3 separate regions of the Mus musculus genome follow, and all the other regions are linked to region 1. A link is a contact called in ENCODE Hi-C or POLR2A ChIA-PET data. All regions are on one chromosome and are shown on one strand. Each heading gives the region's core, a stretch centred on a gene start or an enhancer-like site at or near the end of the contact. The rest is flanking DNA. Distances are from core to core; before and after follow the strand shown. Region 1 holds the start of 1700039M10Rik (RIKEN cDNA 1700039M10 gene). Region 2 overlaps Xpo4 (exportin 4). Region 3 holds the start of Il17d (interleukin 17D).

The links. Hi-C counts contacts between places; a loop is a spot of excess contacts on that map. ChIA-PET counts read pairs that join two places held with the same protein, here RNA polymerase II (POLR2A).
Region 2: a loop to region 1 is called in a map of gastrocnemius, with 1.9 times the contacts of the local background. The contact joins the enhancer-like site here to the promoter of 1700039M10Rik in region 1. A Hi-C loop is called at or near these places in 2 of 37 maps with a recorded cell type or tissue (gastrocnemius and heart). POLR2A ChIA-PET finds 5 or more read pairs at or near these places in 2 of 5 experiments (Patski and embryonic stem cell).
Region 3: a loop to region 1 is called in a map of left cerebral cortex, with 2.4 times the contacts of the local background. The contact joins the promoter of Il17d here to the promoter of 1700039M10Rik in region 1. A Hi-C loop is called at or near these places in 11 of 37 maps with a recorded cell type or tissue (adrenal gland, gastrocnemius, heart and 1 more). POLR2A ChIA-PET finds 5 or more read pairs at or near these places in 2 of 5 experiments (Patski and embryonic stem cell).

The regions. Positions count from the first base shown.
Region 1 is chr14:57,570,187-57,572,974 of GRCm38, reverse strand. 1700039M10Rik (RIKEN cDNA 1700039M10 gene) reads right to left here and starts at 1,361. Exons shown (of 2, transcript NR_152103.1): 1 at 1,290-1,361; 2 at 607-1,066. It overlaps Eef1akmt1 (EEF1A alpha lysine methyltransferase 1), which reads left to right and starts at 1,393. Exons shown (of 5, transcript NM_026526.3): 1 at 1,393-1,432.
Region 2 is chr14:57,606,301-57,609,000 of GRCm38, reverse strand. All of the region lies in intron 9 of Xpo4 (exportin 4), which reads left to right. Among named protein-coding and RNA genes, the nearest start is that of 1700039M10Rik, 36 kb to the right of the region's middle. Within about 2 kb of position 1,327, at least 1 of the 3 ENCODE cell types and tissues checked has a DNase peak (open chromatin) inside an H3K27ac peak, as active enhancers do; it is gastrocnemius, where a contact is called at or near this core.
Region 3 is chr14:57,523,514-57,526,213 of GRCm38, reverse strand. It overlaps Il17d (interleukin 17D), which reads right to left and starts at 1,385. Exons shown (of 3, transcript NM_145837.3): 1 at 1,293-1,385; 2 at 615-910. The coding sequence starts at 1,307.

The DNA.
Region 1 (2,788 bases), core at 112-2,611:
AGAAAAAGAAAAACTCAGTTAGTTAGTTAGTCTGTTAGTTTGTTGTTTTTATGAGACAGAGTCTTCGTATGTAGTCCTGCTCTCCATAAACTTGTGTAGTCTAAACCTTAAGCTCACAGAGAATTACCTGTCTCCCCTGACCACTAGGGACCCAGGACCACATATTTCTATCTTAAGAGATCTTCCAAGGTATTCTCTCAGCACCATTACTAAATATAAAAGAAATAATTCCTTAATTAAAATGTGGGGGGCTGGTGAGATGGCTCAGTGGGTAAGAGCACCCGACTGCTCTTTCAAAGGTCCTGAGTTCAAATCCCAGCAACCACATGGTGGCTCACAACCATCTGTAATGGGATCGGGCTTCCTCTTCTGGAGTGTCTGAAGACAGCTACAGTGTACTTACATATAATAAATAATTATTAAAAAAAAATGTGATTTGAAAGCATCTTTTGGATCCAATTTGACTGAAAAACTTTTTCACTTCAATAAAGACTAGTTTGTCTTTGATACTAATTTTATGATCTGTGAGAAACATTTAATTACAATGTATACAGGCCAGCCAGAACTACATCAAGAAACTCTTGTTGAAAAAAAACCAAAAAGGTAGAGCTTTCTTGTGTCTTCAGACACTTTAATATTTAAAAATAGCATATAATTGAATACACGAAGATAATCATTGTGGCATACATACTTAAAAGGAATGGAAGCTTTAAAAAATTAGGTGCAAAATAGTTTGCTTTAAAACAGGTTTTTTTGAGTCTTATAAGTAGATGGTTTCTTCCTTTTCAATAGTTTTTTTTTCTTGATTGCCATTTTGATAAGTTACACTTGATTTGATCTATTTGGTTTAATAGAGTAGTCATTCGTTTAGAGAAATCGAAATCAAAATGAAGTATGGGTTTCTACAGACGAAACACTACTGTATGTAGAAATTGTGACAGTTCATTATCAAGCTGCTTTTTGAGTGGCGTCAGCATCTGAGCGGTGATTTAAAGCCCTTCAGCCAGATCAGGAAATCGATAAAGAGAGAACCGAACAGCAGGAACATAGTGAAGTTTGCCTGTCCCTGGGAAAGAAAAGATTACATGTGATTTAAGAATTGCCGAATCAAAGGGAGCATTAGTTTTGATTAAGGAAAACTGTGTGCCAGCTACCATGATAGATTGGTAAAATATGTGTTCATATACTGTGAATTCAACACTGAAAGCTCTGAAAGACTAATTGGTTTGAAAGGTTTAAGACTGACTCCAAAGTACCAAACAGCCAGACTACCGCAACCTAATTAAAACCTGGGTTGTAGAAGCCGGAAGCTGACTGGGCGGGACTAGACGCTCATTGGCTCCCACCGTCTGGTCTGCACCAGCGCAAACGCGGAGGTCCCCGCCAACCCTCACCCCACCCCCGCACTGTGACGACTGCGCATGCGTCAGTGGTGAGTGGCGGCCACGGAGTGTGGCGGCGGAGGGTCAAGGGATGTTTTGGGTGGGTTCCGAACCGGGTCCATACTGACCCTTGGAGACTTTCCCAGTAGGGGCCTCGTCTCTGCGGGGTCCTTCTTCTTGGACATCTTGAGCCGGAAACAAGTCCTTAGTGGTCCGGTCGGAATGGTGCCTGGGGAAGGGATATATATGCATGGACACGAGGAAGCCTTGAGCCTTAGCATGGGGTTTGGCTGGCCGGGCTGTTCATCCAAACTTACCTTGTTGTGTGTTTGTGGCTTGCTTTCTCTGTGCAAGTTTTATCTCAGGTCATGGTGGGATTTATTATTTTGAGATGGTCTCACTGTATAGCCAGGCTGGCCTCGAACTCAGACTCATTGATCCCTCATTTTTCCCGTGTCACCACACCCAACAATCTTTCTTTAAATAATAAACAGTATTTAGGAAGTGAAGGACTTCCCTCAGGCAGAGACTTGTATGAAAATGAAAGCACACGATTTTTATACACTCGAGATGCACAGGCAGACAGATCTCTGAGTTCAAGGCCAGCCTGGTCTACAGAGAATTTTCCTGGACAGCCAAGGCTACACAAAGAAATCCTATCATTCATTCATAGGTAGATAGATAGAGCAAGTTCTAGGACAGCCAAGGCAACACAACTGTCTTGAATCAATAAGATTACTTAGAGAATATCTGCCAGGCATTGTCATCTACAGAGTTCACGCTCAGGGAACAAACAAGTTGAGAACAATGTCATTTCTAGTGACTGTGGGTGCCTGTCTCTGAGCCGCAGGTTGAGCATACTTGACAGGTCATTCTATTCGCCTACTAGTACAGCTACCCTTCCTGCAGTTTACTAACGACTCTGGAAAGAAACTTTGTTTCATTCTCTTTCTGCTGGCTTAAACTCTCTTGACCTAAATATCTTGGAGAAGGTACTTAGATACTCTGACATACAGTATTGTTAGTTTTTTGTTGTTGCTTTCGTAGATCTGATGCATGGGAATAGAAGTTTGTTTTGATTTTGGGTTTTTTTTTTGGGGGGGGGGTTGGTTTTGTTTTTTTTTGTTTTTCCAGACAAGGTTTCTCTGTGTAGCCCTGGCTGTCCTGGAACTCACTCTGTAGACCAGGCTGGCCTCGAACTCAGAACTCCACCTGCCTCTGCCTCCTGAGTGCTGGGATTAAAGGCGTGCACCACCACGCCCGACTAGAACTAGAAGATTTTTATAGAAATGAAGAATCCCTGCTGCTGCTGCCGCTGCTGACCCTTTCCCCACGGTAGTCCCATCTTCCTGTAACCCCATTTCCATTTTTCCTATCAAGGCAAGGCCTTGACTTTATTTCCCATC
Region 2 (2,700 bases), core at 78-2,577, 36 kb before region 1:
CAGAGGGATGGGTTGTGCATGGTATCATTACTATTAGGGATAGATGTGGAGTTGTTTGCAGATAACAAGCAAGTTTGTAACAACAAGCAAGTTAGTCTTTATTAGTCTACTTTCAAAATATCTGATATTATGTTTATATAGATGGGTAGCAATGTAAACACTATATTTAATAATGCACCTCTAGGTTCAGAGTGAAAACACAGGATGATCTCATACACTTTTCCCTCCTTATCATCATCTGCTCCATTAAGCCTATATTAGAGTGGTATCTGTGTTATTGCTGTACCTGCATTGATTCATGGTTGTCACTCAGAGTCCATGGGTTCCGCGGGGCTCATTTCTGGTGCTCTAAATTTGTGTTATTATTATTACTGTTGTTATTATTAGACAGTGTCTCTCTATATAGTCTTAACTGTTCTGGAACTTGCTATGTTCACCAGGCTAGAGCTCACAGAGATCTACCTGTTTCTGTCTTTACCTCCCAAGTGCTAGGTTTAAGGCATTTGCCACCATGTCCAGCCTCCTGGTGGTATAAGTTTTTTGGATTTGGACAAATGCATAATGGCATATATCTTACCCTATAGAGTATTTGCCTTCTGTAAAAATTCTGTGTGCTTCGTCTGTTCATTCTTCTACACCAGGCTATGGCAACTACTGGGTGATAACATCATTCTCCCTGCCTCTCCTCCTCCTCCTCTTCCTCCTCCTCCTCTCTCTCTCTCTCTCCCCCTCCCCTCCCTCTCTCCCTCCCTCCTCCCTCCTCCCCTCCCCTCTCCTTTCTTCCCTCCTCTCCTCCTTTCTCTCCTCTCTCTCTCTGTCCCTGCCTCCCAAATGATGGAATTTGAATGTGTGCACCACATATTGAGACATACTACTCTTATGGTCTCTATAATCTTCCCTTCCCAGAATGTCCTGTATTTGGAATTATAGAATGATGTTGGGCTTTGGTCACTGAAATTATTTTCATTGTCAGAAAGGGACCAGATCAGAACAGAATCCTGTCATTTCACTATTTTGGGGAGTATATACTCAAAATTATTAAAGCATAAATGTCCCTTTTTTCTGTGTCTGAAGCTCTGCATCCTCACTTCTCTCCATCTCCAGGCTAGTTATAGGCAGAGGGAGCAGTGCTGATAATCATGTTTTGATTTCTACTCCCCTCTTCATATTCAAATGGAGTAAAGTGGGGTCAAGTAGGTCCCATAAGCTCTAAGCCCCTCTCCAAAGCCCTTCTGGCACTAGGCCTGACAGTGCTCAGAGCATGAGCACATAGAGTCTAGATTGGTCCCCTTAGTCATCTGTCCACATGCTGCCAGCAGGCTCTGGATCTGGGCCAGAGTGGCCATGGAACAGAGCCAAGGTGTTATGAAAAAGCACTAGCTTGGGTTTCACGTCTCTGGGATTAGACTGGAAGATCCAGTTGCCAATTGTCATCAACCAGATTTCTCACACTTTGCCTGATGAGTTACTTTATTAGTGTACAGAGGGAACCAAAACTTTGTTTTTTCTAAGAAGCTCAGTCTTTATTTTAAATCACCATCCAGTGTATAAGGTCTTGTGTATTCTACTTGAGATCATCCTAATAGCAGGGTTAAACGGAGGCATTATGGAGAATTCCTTTAATAATACGAGTACAAGGTTTTAAATTTTTTAAAAAGACTTTTACATTTTGATTCGTGTTTTAAATATGTACTTAGAAAAAACGATAGTAGGTCTTTAAAATATCCTGTTTTTCTTTTTGAGACTAGATCAGAGGGTGCTACTCCTAAGTCCTTTTAGATATGTTACCAGTCTGTTTGTTTTGGCAAGATAAACTGTTAAGACTTGACAAATGATGTCTGCAAAGCACACGCCTTGTTAAGTATATAAACAAGCCACAGATGTTTCTATGGGAAGAACGGATCCTATTCACTTCAGGATTCCAATGTTAGCTCTTCGTATTTGAGGAAATTATAGAAGGAATAGAACCATTGTTCCCATTGTTTATAACCAACATTGTGCTTTGGTTTTCATCTGTGTTTTGTTTTTCCTTTTTTAAAAAAGCACAGTGTATATTAACTATAAAGAGTAATTTTCACGTGTGTATGTAACATACTTGGATCATGCTCATCTGAGCCACTGCCATACTGCACAGTACAGGCAGAGACAGAAACAGAAACAGACTGTGCCATGTGTTTTTGTTGACTGTACTTTCATGAGCATTACAGTTACTTTTTAAAAAAGATTTATTTATTGTATATATGTGACTACACTGCAGCCGTCTTCAGACACACCAGATGAGGTCATCGGATCCCCATTACAGATGGTTGTGAGCCACCATGAGGGTGCTGGGAATTGAACTGAGTTGCAGACAGTGCTCTTAACTCCTGAGCCATCTCTCCAACTCCTACGGCAGTTTTTTGTTTGGCTTTTTTTTTTTCAAGGATTTATTTATTATTATATCTAAGTACACTGGAGCTGTCTTCAGACAGAGCCAGAAGAGGGCGGGCGTCAGATCTCATTACAGGTGATTGTGAGCCACCATGTGGTTGCTGGGATTTGAACTCAGGACCTTCGGAAGAGCAGTCAGTGCTCTTCACCACTGAGCTATCTCACCAGCTCTAGTTTTTTGATACAATCAAGAGGAAGCTTGATCGCCGTCCTCCTCCTGAGGCTGTCTGCATAGTTCTTGCCTTCCATCTTACTGTGTGTGAGGCCGTA
Region 3 (2,700 bases), core at 136-2,635, 47 kb after region 1:
AGAGGGCGTGCCTCTTAGCTCTCGGCGCCCCAGCACTTCTAGATTACACTCCTACAGGCCTCCTGTAAAAAAGGGTCATGTGGCCTGGTTCTTCATGGTGTATCTGGCAGAGAATTGGTATTTATTGCATAACAAATACAGAAGCAGCATTTCTTCAAAGATCGTGACAGACCTTTGTAGAAACCAATCGCTCCCAATTTAGTTATACCATCTGCCTCTCCTAGCCCCTCCCTGAGCTCTAGGACCAGTAGACACCCGCCTTACCTGGCCTGCCCCCCGTGGTTCATCCCAGTAGTTCCACCCGGCCCCACCCATCACCTCCGTCCGCTCCTCAGACCCCGCCCCTCGGGCACTACACCATCTCCATAGCACCACCCGACCGTCTTGCCACTCCCCTCCCGCTCCAGCCGATCCCACCCGATCCCCCTCACGACCCCTTCCTTCAAGCACCGTCCACCTATACCGCTCCAGTGGCAGCCGGGCCCCGCCCAGGCCCCACCCGACCCCGCCCACCACGTGCTCCGCCCCGCCCCTCGGCCCCGCCCTCCAACGGACTCCACCCTGCCCCACCCACCTGTTCTGCAGGCCCCGCCCCTCCCCTCGGGCCCGCTCACCTGTACGCCCAGGGCGACACGCTGCGCAGGTTGGTGGGTGGCCGGAAGCGGCGGTCGGCGGCCCTGCCCCCGGCCGGGCAGCTGGCATTGCGCGCCTGCTCGCGCGGCCCGAGCTGCAGCGTGTGGTGGAAGGCGCTGAGCACGCCGGCCGCCAGCCGCCCGTACAGCTGCTCCAGGAGCTCCTCCGGCCGGTCCGCGCAGTCCCGCGGCCGCGCCGGGCGCCTCCCGGTCCTCAGCGCGCCCGCCGCGCGGCCCGGCGCCAGTGCCAGCAGGAAGCCGACCGCGAGCATCCAGACCTGCGGGACAGGCCGAGCTCAGCGTCGCGGGACCCGCCCGGCGCTCCGCACACCGTGAGGCCCTCCCCGAGCATGGGCGCCGCGCGGGCCGGCCCCCGAGCGCCGTCCCCGCCCGCCCGCCGCCCGCGCGGTCCCCGGGGCCCGGCCCGCCGCCGGCCCGCGCGCCCCCGGCCCCCGCCGCCGCCGCCGCCCAGAGCCGGAGCCCGCGCGGGGGGCGGGTGCGGGGCGCGCGTGCACGTGTGCGTGTGCCTGCCGGGCTGCTGCGCGGCGGGCTGCGAGTGCCTGTGAGACGCCTCTCCGGGCCGTCCCGCCGTCCTCCCCCCGTCCCTCTGCCCCAGCCCGGCCTCGGCCATGCCTCGCCGGTACCCCCGAGGGCGCTCACCAGTGTCCCCAACATCGCGTCGCCGTGATGCTTTCCAGACTTGTTAGGAGGGGGGCTGAAGGCTCTTCTGCGAAGTAAATAAGGGCGCCGCACACGCGGGGCGTGTGGCCTGCGGGCTGGGTGTCGCCCCTACAGAAGTGGACTGGCGGTCCGCCTGGCTGGAGGAGGAGGAGGTGGTGACTGGCCTCGACGCCTCGGCACGGACCAGTGGGGCCTCGGGGATGCAGTCGAGAGGCCGACTTTGGCTCAGAGGAAACGGATTTCTCTAGACATTGAAGCGGTCCAGGAGCTGGACAGGCCACTTGGAAATGAATGAACTCCAACCTAGAAGGACTCTCCTTCTTGCGACCACTTCCTCTTCTGGGATTTCATAGTTCGAAGAATTATACAAGAGATTAAAAAACAGTTATGTTCTGTTAGGCTAGAAGGAGGCTGTTTTCCCTTAAATACTCATAAAATGACTCCATGCCTCTTATTCAGCTAAGGGCCGAGTAATAAATACCCTCCCCCACCTGACACATGCTGTAAATGGGCATCTCTTGGTCTAGTTTTACAGTGTTGGAGAACTCAATCATGGTAATTAATTGTGTGAGCAGACATGTAAAATGAGCCTAAAGTTCTGTGAATAAATTAAGGGGAATCAGCTCAAATGAAGGACTCTATTGAATCTGAAGAGAGCTTGCTCACTTACTTGTTCATTATTTAAATGCCTTGCTTACCAGGCATCCAGCTAGTGAATATGATTACTTTTGAGCATTTACGCTTTGAGAATAAAGAGAAATGGCTGAGACTAGCTGAACGCTTTTTGAAAGTGTGCAAAATATTTTTTTGACTCCCTAAAACGGCTTGCAGCTTTGGGTTTTAACCAAGTTGTAAACCAGTGGTTAACTGCGTTTCAGTTCTGCTATGCAGAAAAACACTTGCCTTCAATGTTTTAAAACTGAAATACTTTGTAGCGGCTCTACCTTTAAAAGTCCCTTCAAACCTTACAGCTTAAAACATTTTACAATTCCTAGTAAACACATTTGGGTTTATGAAACACTTTGACTCGCACATAAATTGTTAACGTTGTCTCCTTCCTAGTAAAAAAACGGGAATAAAGACATCAGCACTCAAGTACTACTAATTTTCCATTTGAAAGGTACAGCGTAGGAGTATTTTCGAGGCGAGCTTGTCATTACCAGAGTTCCACGGAACTACTCACTGTGCTAATCAACAAAGTACCTTCCAGTGTCTGACCAGTTTGTGGAAGCCTCCAGTTACTGAAAACTTAAACTGAGTAGAGCATAAGATTCATTTGTGATTAAACAGGGGAGCAAAGGCTATAAATAGGTGCAGATTAAATAAAAAGTTCCCAGATCTGAGCATTTTATGAAGATACAAACATGTTAATAATTATTCCAGACTT